Linked DNA regions of Mus musculus: all the other regions are linked to region 5. Evidence: chromatin loops called from intact Hi-C (ENCODE). Cell type or tissue: left cerebral cortex. All regions are shown on one strand. Region 1 has its middle 200 kb from the start of Gm34699. Region 2 overlaps Edil3 (EGF-like repeats and discoidin I-like domains 3). Region 3 has its middle 89 kb from the start of Gm34585. Region 4 overlaps Hapln1 (hyaluronan and proteoglycan link protein 1). Region 5 holds the start of Edil3 (EGF-like repeats and discoidin I-like domains 3).

What was found. Peaks named below come from ENCODE experiments on the same cell type or tissue, not always from the same donor. Only the 100,000 strongest peaks of a DNase experiment are listed, where the experiment ranks them.
Region 1: a loop joins it to region 5, with 4 times the contacts of the local background. A loop is called at or near these places in 3 of 42 quality-filtered maps.
Region 2: a loop joins it to region 5, with 5 times the contacts of the local background. A loop is called at or near these places in 3 of 42 quality-filtered maps.
Region 3: a loop joins it to region 5, with 10 times the contacts of the local background. A loop is called at or near these places in 2 of 42 quality-filtered maps.
Region 4: it touches region 5 in a loop (4-fold over the local background); 7 of 42 quality-filtered maps call a loop at or near these places.

What each region holds. Positions count from the first base shown.
Region 1 is chr13:89,332,655-89,337,654 of GRCm38, reverse strand. No RefSeq gene overlaps it. Among named protein-coding and RNA genes, the nearest start is that of Gm34699, 200 kb to the left of the region's middle. In left cerebral cortex, CTCF peaks have their summits at 2,709 and 2,931 (motif pointing right); DNase peaks (open chromatin) are centred at 1,488 and 2,949.
Region 2 is chr13:89,321,696-89,326,695 of GRCm38, reverse strand. It overlaps Edil3 (EGF-like repeats and discoidin I-like domains 3), which reads right to left. Exons shown (of 11, transcript NM_001037987.3): 11 at 3,471-5,000. Among named protein-coding and RNA genes, the nearest start is that of Gm34699, 220 kb to the left of the region's middle. In left cerebral cortex, no CTCF peak of the experiment used is centred here; DNase peaks (open chromatin) are centred at 1,846 and 2,275; H3K27ac peaks cover 660 bases.
Region 3 is chr13:88,607,663-88,612,662 of GRCm38, reverse strand. No RefSeq gene overlaps it. Among named protein-coding and RNA genes, the nearest start is that of Gm34585, 89 kb to the right of the region's middle. In left cerebral cortex, no CTCF peak of the experiment used is centred here; a DNase peak (open chromatin) is centred at 1,886.
Region 4 is chr13:89,540,964-89,545,963 of GRCm38, reverse strand. All of the region lies in intron 1 of Hapln1 (hyaluronan and proteoglycan link protein 1), which reads right to left. Among named protein-coding and RNA genes, the nearest start is that of Hapln1, 2.8 kb to the right of the region's middle. In left cerebral cortex, a CTCF peak has its summit at 2,731 (motif pointing right); DNase peaks (open chromatin) are centred at 2,745 and 3,488.
Region 5 is chr13:88,819,321-88,824,320 of GRCm38, reverse strand. It overlaps Edil3 (EGF-like repeats and discoidin I-like domains 3), which reads right to left and starts at 2,849. Exons shown (of 11, transcript NM_001037987.3): 1 at 2,273-2,849. The coding sequence starts at 2,339. It overlaps Gm38504 (a long non-coding RNA gene), which reads right to left and starts at 97. Exons shown (of 2, transcript XR_382711.3): 1 at 1-97. In left cerebral cortex, a CTCF peak has its summit at 3,100 (motif pointing left); DNase peaks (open chromatin) are centred at 2,078, 2,611, 3,117, 3,338 and 6 more places; H3K4me3 peaks cover 3,254 bases; H3K27ac peaks cover 3,474 bases.

The sequences.
Region 1 (5,000 bases), 510 kb before region 5:
TAGAACATTGAAAAGTAAGGAAGTGTGCAGAAAGCCCCGTGAGGAATAGAAGGAGATAGGAAGTGCAATCCTTGCAAACAGGCTGCCTTGTTTACTAAAATAGACATGTCTTCCAGTTTTTCTCATTTTGAGATCTCCTCTGACCTTGGTATGTAGGCCTATTTGGTGAGCAGTAAATTAAGTCACAGTTTGTTTTCATGTTTTAGCATGTGTGTAGCACTCTGTCTTGAACAAGAAGATGTTAAAGTTCTCAGTGGCCAACATTTGCAAATAATCTAATTTCCATTTTAGGGAACTCTTCTGAGTCAAACTCCTTGAGAATGACACAATTGGATGAAATTTATGAATTCTAGTTACATAAAAAGAGACAATGGGGAAAACACAGGGTTATAAATTGATTTCAAAGCAAAACTCTTTTTGGTAAATATGCTAAAATTAGTATTTCTATTTTCTTTCAATTTCTGAATAAACAGCCCAGTAGGAAAGGAAGACAATTTAATGAATTACTAAAGGTTGTCACATAAAATAATGCTTCAAAACATAAACTCGGAGATTAAGTTGTGCAAGTTCATGGCTTGTGTCTGTCCTGTGGTGCTAGGGTGCTTAAAGTTATTTACGTTAACTACTGAGGGTATAGCACCAAAATAATATTACTATGGACCGCATAAGCCTCCTAAAAGAGTTAAATGAGATTAATGTATGAAATCTTTCTTTAGTGTTGGCACATTGTAAGTGCAGTAGACATTATGGCTATCCTTTCTTGTTTCACATAATATTAATTTGTCAGTTAATATTCTTTTACTTGACCTTTTATAACCTGCGACAATGGAGTGTTTCAAAAGTTATATCATAGAGATCGGTGACCTTATAAAGAGTGTATCAAGAATCCAATATCAGATTTTGTGGAAAGATGAGATGTAAGGGGCTTGTAAGCTCACGCCTTTTTAAGTCTGAAGGCTTGGGCAGGACTTTATCATATTGTGATATTTTTGTATATGAAGCAAATAAATAAAAAACAAGGTGAGGAAAAGGGTCATAAAATTAACCCACAAGGCATTTTGGCACATACTGCTATGTTGGCCACCCCTGAGACAGCATCAGGGTTTGAAATGGATTCGTGCCCAAATTCTTCATGGTATAATTTTAAAAGTTTTACAAAAATATGTGGCTACAATGAACACACATTCAGTGCTTTATGAATGGTCTGCTTATTGCAGTGGTTTTGCATAACTAGAACAGACTGTTCTAAGCCAAATTCATGAGTAGCTAGGAGCTGATATTTTAAACCTAATCCTTACTTCTGAACCACTTTCAACTACATGAATGTACAGATATTGCTGAACCGCACTGTGTAAGTTTAGAACAACCTCATCCGTGTCACTAAGTATGAAGGAATCTGATTGCCATGCTCCAGTGTGCTCATCCAGCCTATTTCTGACTGCAGGAAATAGCAGCTCGATCTTTGAAGCGAGGGACTTTCTGCTACAGCTAAAAGTAAATAGCCCCAGAAAGCGTCCTCACACCAAGGAAGTCTGGATAAATCTGTGATAGGCAGCCAAGGGCTGTCTGTTGTGCCTGTCAGAACGGCACCTGAAGGAAAGCAGTTGGCTCCTGCTGACTGATAAGGTGAAGGTTACTGAGGCAGAGATAAAAAACTCACTAGGTCAAAATATATTACAAACAGAAAGATCCCAACAGGAGTTTTTAGCAATGCAACCCTAAGCCTTTCTCTGAACAAAATGACATTCTGCTCTGATTTTTAAGGGGATATAAAAAGCAGACTATATAAGAGGAATAAGGGTACAGGACACACACACACACACACACACACACACACACACACACAGTATTTTTTCGCTAGCTGTAGCTGGGTGATTCCTTCTTCAGTGGTATGGTTAGAGAACAGAAGAAATCACTGTAAAAGAGAATGGACAGAATGATGCAGTTTGTTCCCTGAAGCAGTGGTTTTCATTGCCCTGGATACAGGTGTTGGTGGAGGTAATGTGGGGGTGCTGCTGTTACGTGTCAGTTCTGGTGCTCTATTACTAAACCACGAAGATGGATAGAGCCAGCCGTGGAAAGTCTCACCGGCTCATTTCTGCAGTTGCCATTGCTTATCCATTGTTACACCCTTACAGGCCTTAGAAAAATAGACACTGCTTACCCTGAAGTATCTTCTTCCCCTCGGTGGTGCCCACTCAACCCAACCCTAATGCTATATTCTCAGTGGAGATCTTGAGAACCTTATTTTCTATGGTTTGCATTCCGCAGATAAAAACTTCCCACAATTAGCAAAATACAGCATCATATTAAATTGTTAATTAAAATTAAAAGTGTGATGAAACTTTACCATAGAGGACTTTGTATAACCGAATCACCGTTCTAAACTCTCATCACCTCTGTGTGTTCTCTCACCTTCTTATCTCCCTGTTTATGTGTTTTTCAGAAAGAATCTGCTTAGCATATCATCAATCAGAACTAGACATACACAGAACAATAAGTAGGTCTAAAGGGCGATGTTTCTTTTCAATTTTTCAAATTTTTATTTTTATTTATTTCTACACATACTAATAACTATTCCTGTCAACAGTTTGAACTTTGTTTTTTTTTTTTTCCATTTTTTATTAGGTATTTAGCTCATGTACTCACTGATAAGTGGATACTAGCCCAAAACCTAGGATACCCACGATATAAGATACAATTTCCTAAACACATGAAACTCAAGAAAAATGAAGACTGAAGTGTGGACACTATGCTCCTCCTTAGAAGTGGGAACAAAACACCCATGGAAGGAGTTACAGAAACAAAGTATGGAGCTGAGATGAAAGGATGGACCATGTAGAGACTGCCATATCCAGGGATCCACCCCATAATCAGTTTGAACTTTGTTAAGTTTCCAGTTCAGGTCAGTTTTAGTGCGCAAGGCCAATAGAGGGAGCCCTTTGAATGACTATCCCTGTGGTATCAGGAAAGGCACTAAACAAGGCATGTGTCTGTGGACTGTGTATGTGAACAGCCCCTTGGAAATGTCTGGGCTCCTTGAATATAAGGATAGCAAAGACAAACTTGTGCATTGTGCAGTTTTCTGGGTAGAAAGAAACTACCCCAGAGAGATAAGGAAATGGTCAATGTTTTGATGGAGATAGAGGAAACAGTTTGTGTGATCATGAAACCTTTCAATCCCAGAAGTCAGGAAGAAAGACATGATTGTGGGCTCAATTGATGATTGTGGCATGACATCAGCTTGAGATTGTAGCTGCACCAGTAAGGTCAATGTTGGGAGTGATCAAATGGACTCTGATGTATAACAGAGATGAAAAGAAATAGAAGGTACTTTTAGTGGTTCCAGTACAGCAGTACAGGGGTTTTCTTTCTTTCTTTCTTTCTTTCTTTCTTTCTTTCTTTCTTTCTTTCTTTCTTTCTTTCTTTCTTTCTTTCTTTCTTTCTTTCTTCCTTCCTTCCTTCCTTCCTTCCTTCCTTCCTTCCTTCCTTCCTTCCTCTCTCTCTCTCTCTCTCTTTGCTTTGAACATTTTTATTAGATATTTTTTATTTACACTTCAAATGCTATCCCCTTTCTTAGTTTCCCCCTCCAAAAACCCCCTATCCACTCCCCACTCCCCCTGCTCACTAACCCACCTAGTCCTGCTTCGTAGCCCTGGCGTTCCCTTATACTGGGGTATAGAACCTTCTTCACAGCACTAAGGGCCTCTCCTTCCATTGATGATGGACTACGCGATCCTCTGCTACATATGCAGCTAGAGCCATAAGTCCCACAAAGTGTTTTCTTTGGTTGTTGGTTTAGTCTCAGGGAGCTGTGGAGATACTGGTTAGTTTACATTGCTGTTCCTCCAGTGGGGCTGCAAACCCTTTCAGCTCCTTGGGTACTTTCTCTAGCTCCTTCATTGGGGACCCTGTATCCCATCCAATGGATGGCTGTGAGCATCCACTTCTGTATTTGTCAGGCACTGGCAGTGCCTCTTAGGAGATAGCTACATCAGGCCCCTGTCAGCAAGCTCTTGTTGGCATCCAAAATAGTGTCTGGTTTTGGTGGTTGTCTATGGGATGGATCCCCAGGTGGGGAAGTCACTGGATAATCATTCCTTCAGTCTCTGCTTCACACTTTGTCTCTGTAACTCCTTCCATGAGTATTTTGTTCCTCTTTCAAAGAATGATCCAAATTTCCACACTTTGGTCTTCCTTTTTCTTGACTTTCATGTGTTTTGCGAATTGTATCTTGGGTATTCTGAGCTTTTTGGCTAATATCCACTTATCAGTGAGTGCATAGCATGTCTGCTCTTTTGTGACTGGGTTACCTCACTCAGGATGATATCTTCCAGATGCATCTATTTGTCTAAGAGTTTCATAAATTCGTTGTTTTTAATAGCTGAGTAGTAAGTACTCCATTGTGTAAATGTACCAATTTTTCTGTATCCATTTCTCTGTTGAAGGACATCTGTGTTCTTTCCAGTTTCTGGCTAGTATAAATAAGGCTGCTATGAACATAGGGGAACATGTGTTCTTATTACTTGTTGGAGCATCTTCTGGGTATATGCCCAGAAGTGGTATTGCTGGATCCTCCAGTAGTATTATGTTTAATTTTCTGAGGAACTGCCAAACTAATTTCCAGAGGGTTGAAACCAGCTTGCAATCCCACCAGCAATGGAGGAGTGTTCGTTCCTCTTTCTCCACATTCTTGCCAGAATCTGTGTCAACTGAGTACCTTAGTGTGACTCTAAGCAAGTGAAAGATCTTTATTATAAGAATTTCAAGTCTCTGAAGAAAGAAATCGAAGAAGATCTCAGAAGTTGGAAAGATCTCCCATGCTCAGGGATGGGCAGGATTAATATAGTAAAAATGGCTATCTTGCTAAAAGCAATCTACAGATGCAATGCTATCCCCATCAAAATTCCAAGTCAACTCTTCACGGAGTTAGAAAGGGCAATTTGCAAATTCATCTGGAATAACAAAAAACCTAGGATAGCAAAAACTATTCTCAATAA
Region 2 (5,000 bases), 500 kb before region 5:
GAAGGTCTAACGTTATTAACCTTAACGCATGTCCCACAAAGCTACCTTCAGGTGACATTTGACTCTGATGCTCCATAACAAAATCTAGAAAAAACTGAACAAGGGAAGAGTCAGTGTCCCAACAGTATTTTATAGAAGAGCAGAATAAAGAGCTTTGCCTTCCAGGTAGAAGGAATTCACACAATTCTCTGTTTATTGTGTTTTCTTTTCCTCTTAGAAATCTTTTCACATTTCTAGCACCAAACTATTCTCCATTTCAAGCCATAAGCAACTTCTCATTGATGGGATCCATCCAATTCATCCGGGAAAGCCATGCTGGCTACTAATCATTCAAAAACCCCGTGACCAACAAACACCAACTCTACAGGGCAGCACTGTGGTACTGCTGAAATGGTTCTGAATGTTTATGATTGTGTCCTAGGGTTTTCAAAATAAGCTGTATTGTGATTATTGTGTCAAGAACAAATATACAGTCAAAGCTATAGTTGATAAACAAAATAGTTATAAATATCATTTCCTTTTCCCACCCCTCTATTTCTTTTATGTCCTGGAATATAATTTTTAAAAATTTTCAGCTCACTCATTTACTTGTGTTAACTATTTGAATTATTATTTTACTATTATTTAAATATGTACTTGGAGTCTCAGGTCCCATAACCCAAGCATCAGATCAGCATATTCATACCATTCAATAGGCATCTTTGGGAATGTTTCTGATGTATGTTAAGTAAAGAAGTATTTACTTAACATATATAAACGATAAAGCTCCAAAGCCCAGAAAGCAAGCACAGTTATTGCTGCCTTTGTGCTTTGCTACCTTTAATGCCTTTGCTTAGTTTCATGACTCCTCTCCTCAGGCCTAGGAAGAACATACTTTGATCTTTAAACACACAGGCAATCTAGTTGGTCAGATTCACTGGTCTGTAGACCTTTCTTGCTGAAAGGAGACAATTCTACGTTTTATTTGGTTTATCCTTTGAATGCTTCCTATATGACAAAGAGTGGAAAACTATTGGCAGGATAGAAGTACAGCGGGTTTGAAAATTGGATAGAAATATATAGTAGTAGAAGGTGGGGAAACTGAGGGTAGACACTAGAAAGTATCCAGACACAAGATTCCAGAGAATCGAGAGGATCCCTGGATTCAACGGGGATGACTTTAGCTGAAATACCCAACAAAGGAGAGATAGAGCCTGCAGAAACCACCTCCAGTACATAGGCATAGCCCCCAGTTGAGGGATGAGGCCATCTACCCATGTTAAAATTGTTAACCCAGAAATGTTCATGTCCAAAGGAAATACAGGGAAAAAAATCCAAAAACCAAACAAACAAAAAACAAATAAACAAACAACAACAACAAAATGGAACAGATACAGCCCCACCTAGGGACCTATCCCATTTGTAAACACTAAACTGATACCAAGAAGCACTTGCTGACTGAAGCCTGTAATGGCTGTTCCCTGAGAGGTTCTACCTGACCAATACAGATGCAGATACTCACAGCCAACCATCATCCTGGGCCCAGGGACACTAATGGAAGATCTATAGGAAGGACTAAAGGAGCTGAAGGGGATTGCAGCCACATAGGAAGAAGAATATCAATTAATGGGACCAGCTAGAGTTCCCAGAGACTAAACTAAACCATCAACCAAACAGCAAACATGGAGAGCTCCAGGGATCCAGATACATATGTAGAAGAGGATGGTGTTATCTGGCATCAATGAGGTCCTTGATCCTGTAGAGGCTATAGGCCCCAGTGTAGGGAGATGCTGGAGCAGTGAGGCAGGAGTGATGGAGTGCGTGGAGGAGCACCCTCAAAGAGGCAAAGGAGAGGGAGGCAGAAGGGGGTTGTGATGGAGGGTTTGTGGAGGAGTAATTGGGAAGGAGAATATCATTTGAAATTTAAATGATTAAAATGATTATTTAAAAAAAGAAATGCATAGATCTAGGTACTCTGTTGGTCAGTGTGATTTTTACTTTATCATCCCTGTTCTTATCAGACCTACACAATCAATGACATCTATCTTCCTGTTGATGTCAACCTCTGTGTTTATGTGACTCTCATATCCTCTCTGGCCATGGGGAGCACATTGTTTGAATGTACCACTGGTCTCACTGCTGCTACTCCCATGCAGATGGCAGTGGGCTGAGCTTACCTTGCAATTCATCAGCGTTACTAACATACTGATATGTAGGCAGAGGAAGGGTGTCATGGGGGCTTATATAAATATGAAAGAATATGACTCATATCTTTAAGAACAAAATTATATCAGAGGCAATCACCATATGCCATGCTTAACAGTGAGATGTGCTAACCATTTGCTGGTGTGACTACACCATCTTTCTATAGAAATTGTGGTTTCAAATGACTCATTCGACTTCTGCAAGTCATGAAAAAACATAAATGAGGTGCCTTTTCCAAGAGTGTTCTCTCTTTTCTGCTACCAAATTCAACTAATAGAAATAACTCTTTGAGGGAGTATGACTTGCTTACTGTGGAAAGTACTTTCTTGGCAGCAATGGTGAACTGCCCAGTATGAATTATAGGTAGCTACTAGAAGAGCATCAAAGAATCTTATTTTCTCCTTCAAAATCAATAGAGAAATTGCCACTTACTCTAGGCATTCCGACTTTGTAAAGACAGATGTGGCAGTGCATTTTGTTTTAGAATAGTTGAGATGTTTTTCCACTGGCAAAATGTTCCAATTCTTCTCTTTCCCTCTTTCAGTAAAACTCCCTTTGCTTCTCAAAAGCAATATTGCCACACACACACACACACACACACACACACACACACACACACACACACACCTATAAATTGCCTAGTTCATTAACTTTTTAAAAACTAACATTGGTAGAAGAGAAAGCCTTATATTTGGGGCACTAATAGTTTTACTTCTTTTTTTTTTAAAGATTTATTTATTTATGTGAATACACTGTAGCTGTCTTCAAACACACCAGAAGAGGGCATCAGATCTTATTATAGATGGTTGTGAGCTACCATGTGGTTGCTGAGAATTGAACTCAGGACCTCTGGAAGAGCAGTCAATGATCTTAACCACTGAGCCATCTCTCCAGCCCCTCTTTACTTGAACTTTGAAAAAAATTATTTACTTAGAGTCATGCATTCAAAACTCAAAACTGAAATTGTAGGTATTACTTTTTAGGTTGTACTGATGGATCCTATTATTTATCATAGTTTTAACAGGTTTCCTACTGGTCAGCCTTTTCTCCTTGGAATGCTAAGAATTTATTTTCTTTTTGCATCTTGAATCAGCTGCTCTCCTCCTAGTTGAAGGTTCTCCTCTAAGTAATCCGCTATTATAATAAAATTTACCCCATAGAGTTGTTTTCATAGCTCACCTGCAAGCATATTGAGACTGTTCCAGTAATTGTTTTTACTTAATAAAATGCATTTAAGTATGCTTGTGTATGTAGAAATAAGGAAAAAAAAATGGAACTCCACTGATGCATTCATATTAAAATTTACTTTGATAGGAACATGTTGGTATACAAAACCATGAAACTTGATCTACCAGAGATCTGCTTGAAGAAAACAACTTTTAATATCTTTAGTTTTACTCTAAATTTTTAATCCTAAGAAAATATTGAAGTGTTAGAGTTACACATCCCCTTTTTACTCGTGGCTTCTACAGAACCAGAAAAGACTGTTCTTAAAGAAGCCACATGTTCAGACTTTCATTAAGCAATAGCTGGAGTTAGAGGCTAATATGTATTATTCATGTCACATTGTAGCTTATTACCAACCAGCTTCCTTCAATATACTCCTGAGCATGATAAATTTGAAAGAACAATAGAAGCAATAGAAATGTTGTATGAATAATAATAGATTTATCAGTCTTATAGTATACTACTCTAAATATATATTTGGAGAAAACAATTGGATTATTAATATTTTGCAAAATCTCTGCAAATAAAAAGGTATGGATAAATTTATACATTTTTATAATCTTGGCAAAACCACTTTTGCAGTCTTATATTTTAAAATAATTATACAATTATAATCTCTTTTTCTTTGTGCATTTAGTTAATCTATATAAATACAAATTAAGCTAATCATATGTTGAAGGTTAAGGGCAGCCACAGACAATTTGTACATTCTTACACAGATGTTTAAAACACAACTTCAAAAGTAGCACAGTTTTTCAAAAGTTTATTTTAAGTTTGAAGACTAGACAGGATCATACTGAGTTTACAACATCCTACATGATTTAAGTATATCTACAAAAAAAAAAACAACAACATTGGAATATTACACAGCTTGAAAGTTTGCAAAAGTTATGTGTATCTTAGTTATTTCTGTCCTTACAGACACACCAGACTACAACATTCAATGTTATATTTCATAATTTGATGTCTAGCAAAGATATAGTCATTAATGCCTGGTCTTCAAGATCCATTCTTATCTTTCTGAAGACATTCACAGAGAGAAAGTCAACCCTAAAGTTGGAATTAGTGTCTGTGACAAATGATTAGAATAAAATACATGAAATTGATATTTTTAAAGCTAATTAATTCATAATCTTCTATACAATGAAATTATCTCATAATAATTATGTAGTATAGTGAAGAGTAGGGAATTCCAGGTTGTGTGTTTGTAAAATTTTACTTGCAAATAAAACTAAATGAAAATTCCATGTTTCGACTTGAAGCCACTGATACAAGCTACTCCCTAATACATGTCATTAATTTTTGTGCAAGCACCCTTGTGGACAAACGCATATCCATTGCGTAAGCTATGCTGTAGGTAGCGCATGAAGCTGAGAGGAAGAGGACAAGCAAGAGAAAGCCTCTCACCAGCCTTGTAAATAGTAGCAGATACCATTACTAACAACTCCTTTGGAGAACAAATTTTAAACATGTACCAGCAGTGCCACATGAAATCAAGAACAGTTTTGAAAAGTATTTCAGCACAGCGTATTATTCATAATTTCTGGAATTTTATATTAAGGATAAAGAATCTGCAAGGAAAAACAGCT
Region 3 (5,000 bases), 210 kb after region 5:
GGAATTTGTGACTCTATTTTAAAACTTCATGAACACCCAAGATAGTTACAATTAAATCAGTTCAAAATAAAGTGGTTTACATCTTTTTAAAAAACTTTTTAAGTTTTAAAATGTTTTCATAGGATATATTGTGACCATATTCCCTCCCATTCCCGAACTGTTACCAGATATTAATCACCTCCTTACTCACCCAATTTCATGTTATTGTTATCTCTCTTTAAATTACAAAAAAGATACCAGTAAAACAAAACTCAAGAACAAATTTATTTTTATGTTATATACGTATTACTGTATAGATGGGTAGTTAGATGTGTTGGAGAAAGGGGATACAATGAGAATATTACATACATCTCATTTTTTATTTTTTATTTTATTTTTATTTGCTTATTCTTCTACTTCCTCTTTCAATCTTTCCCCACTCTGTAACTCTAAAATGTGTCCTTTTGAGATTATGGTGCAAAGGGATTCTTAAATTCTGTAAATTCTGTACTATCAAATACCACTACCTGAAATTATATTTATGAAATTATATTTATGAAAATATATTTATGAATATATATGAATTTAAACAATTTCATATTAATATTAATATATAATGTCACAGTATTAATATATAATATTAACATAATATAATTAATATAATATTAATATATATCTATTAATATTAATATATATCTCAAAAGTAGTTTAGTGCTGTTTACAAACTTAAAGGATATTTACACATGGAGAGAGAGAGAGAGAGAGAGAGAGAGAGAGAGAGAGAGAAAATGAAGTCAAAATGAAGAGAAAAGGAAAAGAGAGGGCTCTTTCACCACCTTCTTCTGCATATGAAAGAGGGAAGCAAACTGCTAGAAGGCAGATACTTGTAAATTTAAACTTTTCTGGTCCTGTCTTTTCCTGTAACTAAGTTTCATTGAAATTGCAGTCTTCTTGACTGAGTAGTTTTAGAGCCCAAATTGAAGTGCTTCTACATACATGGTCTTAAGTGTCTGTAAATACTTTTGTATACATTTTTGTACCTGTTTTTATTAATTCGAATCCTAAATATACTATAGAAACAGAAATGAGTATTCTACTATATTATAATACAATGTCAAAAGTAGATTTCCCTCACTAGACTTTGCACTTTAGTGTGGTCAAGAAAGGAACAGATTGAAAGGCAGCAATCCTGAAATGACATCAGACTTCAAAGTTTAATGTAAAAGTACAAAGCATTCATTCTACTTGTTATGAATGCCCAGGCACTGAACTGAATCTATGGAGAGAGTAAATAATCAAGTGCTGCTAGGTAGTCCACATTTTTCCCCAATAGTCTTCAGATCATCATTTTCTAACTTTATGTTTATCTGGGAAACTGGTAGAGAATTTGGAGGAGATGGAGGAGGTGAAGGAGGAAAAAGTAAAAATAAAAGATGAGGAGGGGAGAAGTATCTACCTAACAGAACCAAAATTTGACACACACACACACACACAAAAATAGTGGATTCCCGCAGCAGATATTTGGAAATGTATAGACTGTGGATGTTGTATCTCCCTCTCCCTCTCCCTCCTCCCCCTCCCCCCCTCTCCCTCTCTCTATTCCACTCTCCTTTTCTGTTCCCCCTCCTCTGTAAATTACATTTGAATCTCTTTTTAAGGTCTGTATTTCACTTCCCTTTGTTCATCCTTGAAATGTTTGATGTCGGGTTCTTTGTATTAATAGTAGAATAATTGATTAGCAACCTTACAAAGACCCATGCCTTTGCTATTTTACAGGTATACATTTAGTTGCTAAGAGAGGAGAAATTTCTTGTCTACAATCATATATTTTGCAAACCATGTTCTGTGGTCCAGGAGAGAAACTGAACTCTATTTTTGCTCTGAGCATCTGTGTTTTGTGGGCAGCAGACGAGGTGACTAAACAAGGACTTGAAACTGCAGCAGGATGAATGCTTTCTTTCTCTGTGGTTTGCTCACAAGCACATAATAGTAGTTTTCAGCACTGTCTTCTCCAAAGTTGAAAGCTATAGCATAAGTAAAATAAATGTTTATAGCCATCAGGCCTTACAGCCAGTGAAACTGAAGCAAATATTCCCAAGTTGCTCCTTGGAGATAAACACAATTAATTGAAGACAGATAATTGCATGTGTAATGGCTTTTTATACACTAAGTACCTGTTTACAAATCAAATTATTCAATTTGGAGTCTCAAGGGTGTACTGTCTATGCTCAATTAACCCCTTGTTGCAGTGTAAAAGCACCCACTTTATAAAAATGTGGTCACTAATATTTTAGGCTCATTTAAATTTTAATTCAAATTTATATGAAGAATAAAACCTGTTATCATTATGCAAATTAAGAGATGTATTACTCTGAAATATTTCCAGCTATTAGTTGAGGGATACATATTTATTTATAAAACTTGTATTTAAACCAATATTCTGTACCAGTAATATACTCCCTAAGAGATAATATACTCTGAAAAATTAAGAAAAGAAAGAAGATACTTATGTTGAACAACTAAGCTGCTGCCGATTATGAAAACTCAGTGCATACAAATCAGTAATTCCACTTCCTGCTGTTCCACAGGGCATGTAGACACTATGGATGGTGGGCACCAAGGGCAATGACATTGTTCTTACAAGCCCCAACTCTAGAAACTCAGCTTGGACACAGGCTCAAGTTGGATGTGGTAGAACAATCCTATCATCCTGCTTTTCAGAATACTAAAGCAGGAGGACCTCAAGATCTAGAATAACCTGGACAATTAAGTAAATATTAAATATGAAAGTGCTGAGAGATGATTTCAGTAGTTATAGTTGCCTAGTAGCAATGAGGACCTGCATTCAATCTACAGAGAAACAAAGTATCAAAAGGCCAAAGCTTAGAAACTCAAGGTGAATAAATAAGAATACATTTTGTTTTTTGACATTTTTTTCTTTCCATTTTTTATTAGGTATTTAGCTCATTTACATATCCAATGCTATACCAAAAGTCCCCCATACCCACCCACCCCCACTCCCCTACCCGCCCACTCCCCCTTTTTGGCCCTGGCGTTCCCCTGTTCTGGGGCATATAAAGTTTGTGTGTCCAATGGGCCTCTCTTTCCAGTGATGGCCGACTAGGCCATCTTTTGATACATATGCAGCTAAAGTCGAGAGCTCCGGGGTACTGGTTAGTTCATAATGTTGATCCACCTACAGGGTTGCAGATCCCTTTAGCTCCTTGGGTACTTTCTCTAGCTCCTCCATTGGGAGCCCTGTGATCCATCCATTAGCTGACTGTGAGCATCCACTTCTGTGTTTGCTAGGCCCCAGCATAGTCTCACAAGAGACAGCTACATCTGGGTCCTTTCGATAAAATCTTGCTAGTGTATGCAATGGTGTCAGCGTTTGGATGCTGATTATGGGGTGGATCCCTGGATAAGGCAGTCTCTACGTGGTCCATCCTTTCATCTCAGCTCCAAACTTTGTCTCTGTAACTCCTTCCAAGGGTGTTTTGTTCCCAAATCTAAGGAGGGGCATAGTGTCCACACTTCAGTCTTCATTTTTCTTGAGTTTCATGTGTTTAGGAAATTGTATCTTATATCTTGGGTATCCTAGGTTTTGGACTAATATCCACTTATCAGTGAGTACATATTGTGTGAGTTCCTTTGTGAATGTGTTACCTCACTCAGGATGATGCCCTCCAGGTCCATCCATTTGGCTAGGAATTTCATAAATTCATTCTTTTTAATAGCTGAGTAGTACTCCATTGTGTAGATGTACCACATTTTCTGTATCCATTCCTCTGTTGAGGGGCATCTGGGTTCTTTCCAGCTTCTGGCTATTATAAATAAGGCTGCTATGAATATAGTGGAGCATGTGTCCTTCTTACCAGTTGGGGCATCTTCTGGATATATGCCCAGGAGAGGTATTGCTGGATCCTCCGGTAGTACTATGTCCAATTTAAGAATTGACAAATGGGACCTAATGAAACTCCAAAGTTTATGCAAGGCAAAAGACACCGTCAATAAGACAAAAACACCACCAACAGATTGGGAAAGGATCTTTACCTATCCTAAATCAGATAGGGGACTAATATCCAACATATATAAAGAACTCAAGAAGGTGGACTTCAGAAAATCAAATAACCCCATTAAAAAATGGGGCTCAGAACTGAACAAAGAATTCTCACCTGAGGAATACCGAATGGCAGAGAAGCACCTGAAAAAATGTTCAACATCCTTAATCATCAGGGAAATGCAAATCAAAACAACCCTGAGATTCCACCTCACACCAGTCAGAACGGCTAAGATAAAAAATTCAGGTGACAGCAGATGCTGGCGTGGATGTGGAGAAAGAGGAACACTCCTCCATTGTTGGTGGGATTGCAGGCTTGTACAACCACTCTTAGTTTGCTTTTTAATGACAGTAACAACAATAACAACAAAAAATGCAAGAGAAACACATGATAATGACAACTTCTTGTGTTGAGTTTTCATACAGAGTTGTTATGTTTATATTTGTGACTTAGGATATGCTATTTAAGTTGGGTTAATTTTAGCAATAATGAATATTCATTTTATTTGGTATCTAAAATATTATGACTTTATATATCAACCAGTAGGCTCAGGAATGAAGACTTTTAAATATACATTATTTTCTATTTGTTTCTTTGCTGATTTGTTTCTCTTATTTTTCATTCTTTTTGTTTTCTTCTTCATAAATTTTCTAAGATAAGACAAATGATATTTTCTATTTGTCTTCTGACATTTGGTAACAATGTTATAATCATTGATTGTTTTGTGTGATAGGTTCAATCCTCATACTACAAATGTCGGTATTTGCAAAGCTTAACTAGAATAGATTGAGCCTTTTGTTAGAGCAGAGCCCCAGAATAGCTAAACTTTAACTGCATATGTCACATTTGCTAAGAATGCCATAATTATTTTCCTCAGATTCAGCAATCCATTTCGTGTTTTCAAATTCATTGGGTTGTCAGTTTTAGTTCTAGAAGATCATATACCTAAATTTCTATTAG
Region 4 (5,000 bases), 720 kb before region 5:
ATATTATTTTTGTCTTATGGAAAATGACCCATTGCTGGCAAGACTAAGGAAAGACATCTCGATTTACATGAGCGAGGGCCCTGGTTCTCCATTCATCGCTGTTAAACTTAGACTACAATTTGGTGACATTCATGAAAGAGGACTTAGTGAGTGGGTAGTTTTTGTCACTGTGTGGGTCCCAGGGCCAAACAAGGAAAAACAGGAAACCCAAACCCGGAACTCCTGAACAGGAGGGTTCTTATTTCGTGAAGGCAGGCCTGACTAACTTGTCTAGTGCATCTTCGCTGCTCAGCACGGGACACATTCATCAGATTATTTTTTTTTCTAATGAGGCACTATACTTTTCAATTGGAATTTACAACTCATCTTTATTAATTTCCATCTACCATTAGGTTGTATATCTTGCACAGAACCTATGTGAGTAATAATTCATAATAATTCTTAGAGAAAAGGTGTTTTGACTTAGGAGTACCCAGAATGGACCTCCAATGATAGCCTACTGCCTCTGTCAAACCGTGTTTTTGCATGCAAACACACTTGTTGAGGAAGATTTTTTTTTCTATCATATGAACCTCACAAAAGCAAAGTCTCTGTTTTAAAATTTCATGTGACCCATGTGTACAGGGGAAAAATTCAGGTGACAGCAGATGCTGGCAAGGATGTGGAGAAAAAGGAACACTCCTCCATTGCTGGTGGGATTGCAAGCTGGTACAACCACTTTGGAAATCAGTATGGCACTTCCTCAGAAAACTGGACATAGTACTACCTGAGGATCCAGCTATACCACTTCTGGGCATATATCCAGAAGATGCTCTAACATGTAATAAGGACACATGCTCCACTACATTCATAGCAGCCTTATTTATAATAGTCAGAAGCTGGAAAGAACCCAGATGTCATTCAGCAGAGGAATGGATACAGAAAATGTGGTACATTTACACAATGGAGTACTACCCAGTAATTAAAAATGATGAATTCATGAAGTTCTTTGGCAAATGGATGGATCTAGAAATCATCATCCTGAGTGAGGTAACCCAATCACAAGAGAACACACATGGTATGCACTCACTGATAAGTGGATATTAGCCTAGAAGTTCGGAATAGCCAAGATACATTTCACAGACCACATGAAACTTAAGAAGGAAGACAAAAGTGTGGGTGCTTCACTCCTTCTTAGAAGAGGGAAGAAAATACTCAAGGGAAGCAATATGGAAACAAAGTGTGGAGCAGAGACTGAAGGAAAGGCCATCCAGTGACTGTCCCACCTGGGGATCCATCCCATATACAACCATCAAACCAAGACACTATTGTGGATGCCAACACGTGATTGCTGACTGAAGCCTGATGTAGCTATCTCCTGAGAGGCTCTGCTAGTGTCTGATAATTACAGAAGTGGATGCTCACAGCCATCCAATGGACTGAGCACAGGGTCCCCAATGGAGGAGCTAGAGAAAGGACCTAAGGAGTTGAAGGGGTTTGCAGCCCCATAGGAGAAACAACAATATGAACCAACCAGCATCCCCATATCTCCCAGGAACTAAACCACCAACGAAAGAGTACACATGGAGGAACTCAAGGCTCCAGACACATATGTAACATATGTAAGGCTCCAGACACATATGTAGCAGAGGAGAGCCTTGTGGGACATCAATGAGAGGAGAGGCCCTTGGCTCTGTGCCCCAGTGTAGGAAAATGCCAGGGCAGGAAGCAGGAGTGTGTGGGTTAGTGGACAGAGGAAATGGGGATGGGATATGGGGGGGGGTTGGAGGGGAAATGAGGAAAGGGGATAAAATTTGAAATGTAAATAAAGAAAAGATGTAATAAAAAACTGATGTTGGGAAAAAATTTCATGTGACCGATAAGGATGGATCAACTTGTTCTTCTTCTTTTTTTTTTTAATTACGTATTTTCCTCAATTACATTTCCAATGCTATCCCAAAAGTCCCCCACACCTTCCCCCCCACTCCCCTACCCACCCATTCCCATTTTTTGGCCCTGGCGTTCCCCTGTACTGGGGCATATAAAGTTTGCCTGACCAATGGGCTTCTCTTTCCATTGATGGCCGACTAGGCCATCTTTTGATACATATGCAGCTAGAGACAAAAGCTCTGGGGTACTGGTTAGTTCATAATGTTGTTATAGTAATTATTAGTGTTTAAGAGAATCTCATAAAATATATCTTATACCTAAAACTATATTGGATATTCTTGTCAATTTATTTAAAAACATAAAGATTATTCAGTAAAATGCACTGGTGTCTCTGTTACCCTTTAGACCAGCAGTTCCCTATCTAGACAGACTTAGTAACAAGAAAATATACAAAAATTTGTTTCTATTTGAGAAACTAATTTAGGACAATTATCTTTCTACCTTCCCTTGAACTGTATAATGATATATCTTTACATTAGATGTGAGTTGTGTAATTAAACTATCTCCTCTATAAGGCAAAGAGCTGACAGCTAATAAGCAATGGAGAGTAAAGTGATTTGAAATGTAACCTCAATTACATTTCCACTAGGAATTCCACTGGTAATTCACTAAACTGCTCAGACAGACCTTGACTTTTAATCTACATACAAATTAACCTTGTTTTGATTTCTATTCTTAGTATCCACTCCCCAGTCTGTCACTTAGTTAAGGGTAAAATGTATCAACCAAACAAACTAGTCAATTTTTATGTAATTGACCCCCAAACCAGTGAATTTATAGAGGCTGGTAAGAAAGCCTTCTGTATAAGTCCACTAGGTGGCGATAAGGGACCATGCTTCACCCTAACTTACAGACTCTTCCATTCATACAGTAAATGAAGAGCTGTGATATTAATTTATACCATCGTGCCCTCGCTACATCTAATATTTGTTTAATCAGCTGTTTCCTCTAATCCTGCTCAGACAATATTGATTAAAATCTCTAGCATAGTCATATTCTGTTGTTTTTTTTTTTTTGTCTCTTACTTCCTTTAACATTTTGTTACCTTTTGAATGACAGAGTAAGTAAATTTAAATGACATAGACTAAGTGATGTGGTTAGTAGTAATGACTGTAGGTAGTTTAGAAATTAATTGGAAGCAACAGAAGGTTGTGATGTAAAAAAAAAATTGTTTCCAAATTTGCCCTTGGTTGCTACTGGAATTTTAATTGGTGGGATACCATTAATCTTCAAACTGTAATCTGGAAAAATATATGTCTGGGATAAAAGGAAATGAATACTGGTATTTTCTGAAGGGATCCCTCTCCTGAATATGATCTGTGTTCATCTTTACGAAGATGAAGACAGTCCAATGTCTTTAGGAAATACCAGTACTCCACACCAAAAAGTCTAAAAGAGAGGACTGTTCAGAACCCTATCCACCATAAGATATTTTTCTGTATACTCTGAATGTATTTATACTGGATGTGTTTCTTGCTCCCAAAGGAAGGAAAACGAACTGAAACCACCAGAGACATAATGAATCGATTCTTCTCCGTGAAGGTTTCTTCAGCACTTCTAAATTAGTGTCAGTCATTCCTCTCAGAGACAGAGCCTTGTTGGAAGTAAATGGCTCACTTCATAAGAACACCATGTTCTCCCTCTCACAGAAAGCCAGGGCCCACTGGGCGGGCACTCCTGTTTGGAATACTGGCCTCTGGGTGCGTTCCTCCCATGGACCACTGGTCTTTTAAGATTGTTGGCATGACCCTTCAATTAGCCTTCAGAAAATTTACTTTTTATTTATTTTTTCTATTTTAAAACAATTTAGAGTTTATTAAAGAAGTCACTCAAAGGAAAAAAGAACTAAACTAATTTCATAACTTAAGAGGCTATTCACATATACTCATATATGAATATATAAACATAAACTTACTAGTCAAGAGTCCTTTGACAAACATTCTGTTTCATTAAATAAAATGAAAATACTCTCATTCAAATAAATAAATAAATCCCTGATGATATATTTTCATTAGATAATAGTTCTACTTTATATCATTAAAATGTGTATAACATTACTCAAAACTTAGCATACTGAAATAATCAAATAGAAATGGTTACCAGAAAGTACATTTGGAATGAATAAATATTACATTTACTAGGAAATTAATTCACAGACTTTATTTCTTAATAACCATTCGGTTCTAAGAAGCCAGCCAGTATGTTTGATTTCATGACATCATACTGGACCACTTACAGGAACATTTTCCACCCTCAAACTCCCCAAATGTACTGGCTACCTTGTGTACTTTTCCAGTGATAAATGAAAATAAAACAACTTATTTTCAAATGAACAGACTGTATTATTTGGACACAACAGGCATATTCAACAGAAGAGGACAACTTAATCCAACCCTAGGACTACAGGTTTGCTTTCATTAATGAGTAGCTTCAACGTGCAAATAAGTCCTTTGGGCAACTTTTTAAAAAGTGTTCTTAACAGCTACGGTTTGGAATACTTTTAGGACATTGATATTGTCCATTGACAAATTAAAAAAAAAAAAAAAAACTCCTAACAAAAAACCCAATGCATTATAATTATCTGTTCCTAACTTTAAAATTACTCAGAATTTTAGAATTACCCACAATCTGACGTTTCAAAGGCTGTTAATCTAATAGGTATTAGCTATAATGGAAGTAACTTTCTTTTTCACGTAAACCTATACATCCCCTCAGAGAGAAGTCGTAACTCTGGGATGGACATTCTCATTGCACAGTTCATCCGCACTCTGTACCCCTTACTCTCATCTCGGCTGCTATAAAACTGCCTGTTGAAGTACAGATGGAAAAGCCACCGTTTGAAACCGTGTGCCTTTCAGATTAATAGCAACAGTTGCAAAAGCTAGGAAAACTTGAGTTAATTCTTTCTTCACGTCTAGACTGAACCTGTTTATTGCGATGCTATTTTATCTGACAATAGTTTTAAAAAGTGGAGGTGCTATGTTAAATAAAGACTGAAGAAAACAAGAAAATTTGTTTACTCCGTACATACATTATATGCGCAGTGCTATGAAATATATAAGGCACCAAGA
Region 5 (5,000 bases):
TTCAGTAAGTTTCCCAAAGTTTAATTGTTTGAACTATCAAGCAAACTCGGATCTGCTTTCTGCAGAGGTCCGGGAGGAGAAAATTAGAGAGGCACAAGTTTAACAGAAAAAAAAAAAAAAAAAAAAAAAAAAAAAAAAAAAAAAAAAAAAAAAAAAAAAGCTTATGCAAATCGGTCCGTTTCTTTCTCAGAAGCTGCCGCCCTCCACCCGCAGGGTGGCTTACAAAGGATCAGTCTGAAGGATGGAGGGGGTAGGCTTCCCGAGCTTTGTCTCTAGCAGCACACTGGAAAGCCCTGGCAACATCGCTATCGTCCACTTGACTGGTGGCAAAGATGCCTCGGCGTGGGCATCATTAAGAGCTCAGAGCAGCTGCAATTTTTTTTTTTTTTCCTTCCCAAACTCTAGCTAGGAGAAGTCTTCTGGCAAGCTCAGTCACTCAATAGGTCCTCTAGCTTTCCAGTCACCATTGGTAAGGGTCACTTAGTGGCAGAGGAGTTGCCTAGTAGGTGCTTGTGAGTGCACCCACGAGCGCGTGTGTGTGTGTGTGTGTGTGTGTGTGTGTTTGTGTGTGTGCGTGTGCGTGCGCGCGCGCTCGCGAGTGTATGTGTGTGTTCCTATTTGGGGTGGGAACAGAGGCGGGGATAGGAGGAGAGGGGAGTGCCTGTGGTTCTTACAGTTCCCTACCAGCTAAGGCATCAAAGTGCAGAGGGAATTCAGACAAGAAATTTAAAAAAAAAAAAAAAAAAAAAAAAAAAACCAGGAAATATCAGCTTTGGAAGCCTGTTCTTTCCTTACCACTGGAGTCTAGGCGACCCACTCCGAAAACATTTCCATATGCTAACCTTCACTGGAGTGGCTGCCTCAGCGAGGCAACTATCAGAGCAGGTTTGGAATAGATCCCACACACCTACACCCCTGGAAAAACAGTCACATCCTGGGGAGCTGAGAAGACCAGAACTACCCACCACTTGAGTCCCAAAGAGATTGGCATCTGGCTGCAACACAGGTTTCTGAAGGATAGTCCCCAACAGTCCATCCCTCCGAAGCGCATACATAGGTAGTGCATAGGTGTAGCGTAGAGTATCCATGCAATGCCTAGTCTAATCTCAAATGGATTCGAGTCAAAGCATTTTTTTTTAATTCCAAATACTTCTAGAGCCACAACGTTTCAAATCCTTGTAGCTTATCAGCTCTCTACTTACTGCTATCTGTGGAGGATTCTAGTAAATCTCTCTCAGAAGGGCCTTCTGTACTCACAAACGCAGAAAGGGCACAGCCACCCAATATCTGGAAACCCCTTCTCTCTCTTTGGCTTCCTGGCTCCAATTCAGTACCCGCTGATATGCAGACAAAGGTTTCTGACCAGGTTTTATATTGACAAAGCCTAATCTCTCAAAAGGACCTGAAAGTCACCTAAACAACTCACCCGGAGACTCACTGATTTTAAAATTTTAGGTTTTGTTTTGTATGCTAGTTTCCTATTTACATGCAAACCATGAAAGGCACAGGTAGACAAATCTGAACAACTTTTTGGCTCCTGGGCCAGGGACGCATGAAGGTTGGTTTGCACATCACAGCCATCTATTACCAAGAGTTAAGGTCTTACCCAGAGGGAGTACAAAATAATGCTCAAGCCCCCTGGGGTTGGAGGAGAAGAGAGTTGTTTGAGCTGTTGTAATTGAAGTCACGCGCCCAAGAGGAGGGTTGGGGAGAAAGCTAGCGACTTAGTAGACCTCTCTCTTTCTCATTGGCAGTATGAACTCTCAATATCGGGTCCAGGTTGACAGACCCCTTAGCCCCCACCCCCACCCCCACCCCTGTCCCTGCACCAGAGCACTGCATCCAGCTTACCGCCCGGTGGTTATCCAGGCTATTCTAGCACCTACTAGATGATGGCCCAGCACACTTAGCTCTGTCAGGTCTCTATCACAACCTCACAACCCTGTCCGCTGTCATCGGCCAAGAACATTGATATTTGCTAGTCAGGGGTCGCGCAGGGAATCACTAGCAAAAAAAAAGCCTAGGAAGACAACCCCTTCACACCCCCTCAATCTTCTTATTTTCTAGATCGCACCCTCTTCCCAGGCTCAGCCTGGGGCACTCCACACGGACTTTGCTAGCACTTTGGCAGGGTATCCAGGGAGCATCGCCTCTTTCGTAGCGCTCCTCACGCCGTGCACGCACTGAGGACCCACTGTGGCCCCTTGAGCGGCATTTCCAAAGGTGCTCCCCGCCCGTCCCTCATCCAGGGACCCCTGCCCAGCCACCTCACCTTTGCCGAACTGGGGCACCCCGAGGCTGAGTCCAACCAAAAGCCAGGCTGCTACCAAGTGCTTCATGATCCCTTCTCACGGACGTGACCTGGGCTGGTCCGGGGTCGTAGCGGAGGGCACAGTAGGCGAGGCGGCCCTGCAGGACAGCAGTAAACCCCGCCCTGTCAGAGATTCAAGAGGACGTCTTTCCTCCCGCAGCGCTTCCTCAAATTCTTGGGAAGGGCGATAAAAGAGTGGTGGCCCTAGAGAAAGGGTGATTCACCCCTCACTCCAGCTTCGCCTGAGCTGGGGTGCGCGGAGGTGGGTGCGCTTGAGAGAGGCTGGGGCTGCGAGTGGGTCCTAGCAGAGGCACAGCGGGCGGAGCGCGGGCTCCTTGGGTTCCTGGCTCCCCGATTTCCGTGCGCGCACCGCAGGCGAAGCGGCCAGCAGTGACTACGGCTCACGCTGCTGCCGCGGCGGCTGCGGGGGCTTCTGACTTGGAGAACAATGAAGCGAGAGCTGGAGGGGAGCGAGCCTGAGGCCAGGAGCGCACTGTGTACAAACAGTGGCGGCGCGCGTGTGAGACTGAGCCTAGCTGGCTTTGGGCGCCCCCGGCGGCCCGCCCCCCTACCCTCCCTCTTCTTATTGCCTTCTCCAATCTCTCTCTCTCTCTCTCTCTCTCTCTCTCTCTCTCTCTCTCTCTCTCTCTCTCTCTCTCTCTCTCTCTCTCCCTCCTTCCCTCTCTCTTCCTCTCCCCCCCATTCTCTCTCTCTCCCCCAGCTTTGGAAGGTGGCTCCTTCTGCTGGAAGAGAAAGGGAGGCAGCCGCAGCCACACCCTGACTGATACCTGCCACTATCTGCTAAGTTCCACATCTTCTCCACCTAAGATGCAAACTCTAAGGTTAAGGGAATACGATAGATGTCCGAAAGTGTTGGTTCCAGGTTTGGTTTTATGGTTAAGTGTACAAAAGAGTCCACTGAACTTCAGGACTGCCAGGAAAGGAAGTTAAGAGATTTCACAAAGTGGCTCTAGGAGCCTCAAGCTTGGTGAGACCCAAGACTGCTAAAAGAAGTCTCAGTTTCTCAGGAGTCACGATTTAGTCAGGAGCCAGACAGGCAAGACAGGCTGCTGCTCTGTTGTTCTGCCTGCAAATCAGTTTGCTCAGGGCTGAAGAGAAAGGTTGTGGGCTCATCTGCTCTCAGTGGAGAAAGGGCATAAGCAAGTGGGAGGCATGTAAGCAGGACATCTGTTTCACATGAAGGAAGTCATAGAAAAACAGAGGAAAGAGCAGATTCTTGACACATCACTCAGGTGGATCAAATTTCGCTGTTCTTCACCAAAACTAAAATAAATGGGCTTATTTTGCACTGAAAGTGATTGAACTGAAAATAAAGCCTCTGGCTTACAATTGTACTTTCTCCCCTGTTTTTCAGTTAGAATGATTGCTTACTGTAGATTCAATTCCTGTGGTACCAAGTACCAAAATGAAACAGGGTTCTCTGCCCTCCCCGAGTCACCATTAGGAAGGGAGATAGGAGGATATAAACACATGCGTAGAGAAACTGAAGAAATGAAGAAAATTGTCACTCTCAGGATTAGATGCTGAAAGGAGACAACCATGAAACTTCTTTATTTCTTCCTCAAGTCCTTGGAACCTCATCTTGTACCATCTCTCTGTCTGGAGTGATATCAAGGGTGGGAGGACATGCAAACCAATTGAGAAATAAAACCAAATGAGGGCAAGAGAGAGAAGTAATGTGTAATATGGGCAAAACACCAACCACAATAAAACATGTTTCCCATGCTGAGTGAGAGGGTGACAATACATGTTTAAAAAACTAACCAGAGCTCCCAGGGATTAAACCATCAACCAAAGAATACACATGGAGGGACCCATGACTCCAGCCATATATGTGGCAGAGAAGGGCCTTGTTAGGTATCAATGCGAGGAGAAGCCCTTGGTCCTGTGAAAGCTCAATGCCCCCAGTGTAGGGGAATGCTAGAATGGTGAGGCAGGAGTTGGTGGGTGGTTGGGTGGGGGAGCCAGAAGGGCTGGGGGACCGAATATGGGGTTTTCAGGAAGGAAACTGGGAAGGGAGATAACATTTGAAATGTAAAGAAATAAAATAACAACAACAAAAAACAACCAAAAAAAAAAAAAAAAAAGGAAAAAAATTGTCTTGTCAAGGAAAGGAAGAGTCACTTCCTTGTAGTACTTTCTGTTTAAACCCAGCCCTTTTGGTTAAGGAGAGTATTGTTTAGAGTTGTAAGTCCATTCTAGTCAATTACCAATGCTGCTTCCTTGTATGTCACTTCAGTTTAACTCTGAATGTGCACTCCTGCTGTGATATGTGTTTTCCAAAGACCGTCTCCAACTTGGAAAATGACAAGTTATCTTTCAGGGATCCCTTCCAAAGGATTCTGGCAAATCCTAAAGTGCAGGACCTCAGCCTGTACTGTATGATGAGCTAGACAACAGGAGACGATAGGATAAACATTGTGTTTGCTTTATTTTATTTACAATTTCCACTTTACCAATAATATGTAATACTAAGAAGCATGTCAAAATGTTAACTTTTTGTCAAAATCTAGACTATTAGACATTTCCTTTTTACAAAAATGGGTTCCTTGTTCATTTGCTTTGCTTTTTAAATACTCCGATAGACATAAAGCCACATCAAAATACATAATCTATGTCCAAACAACTGAGGTGAGGACTATAAAGGACACTCTTTATGAAGTGTTGT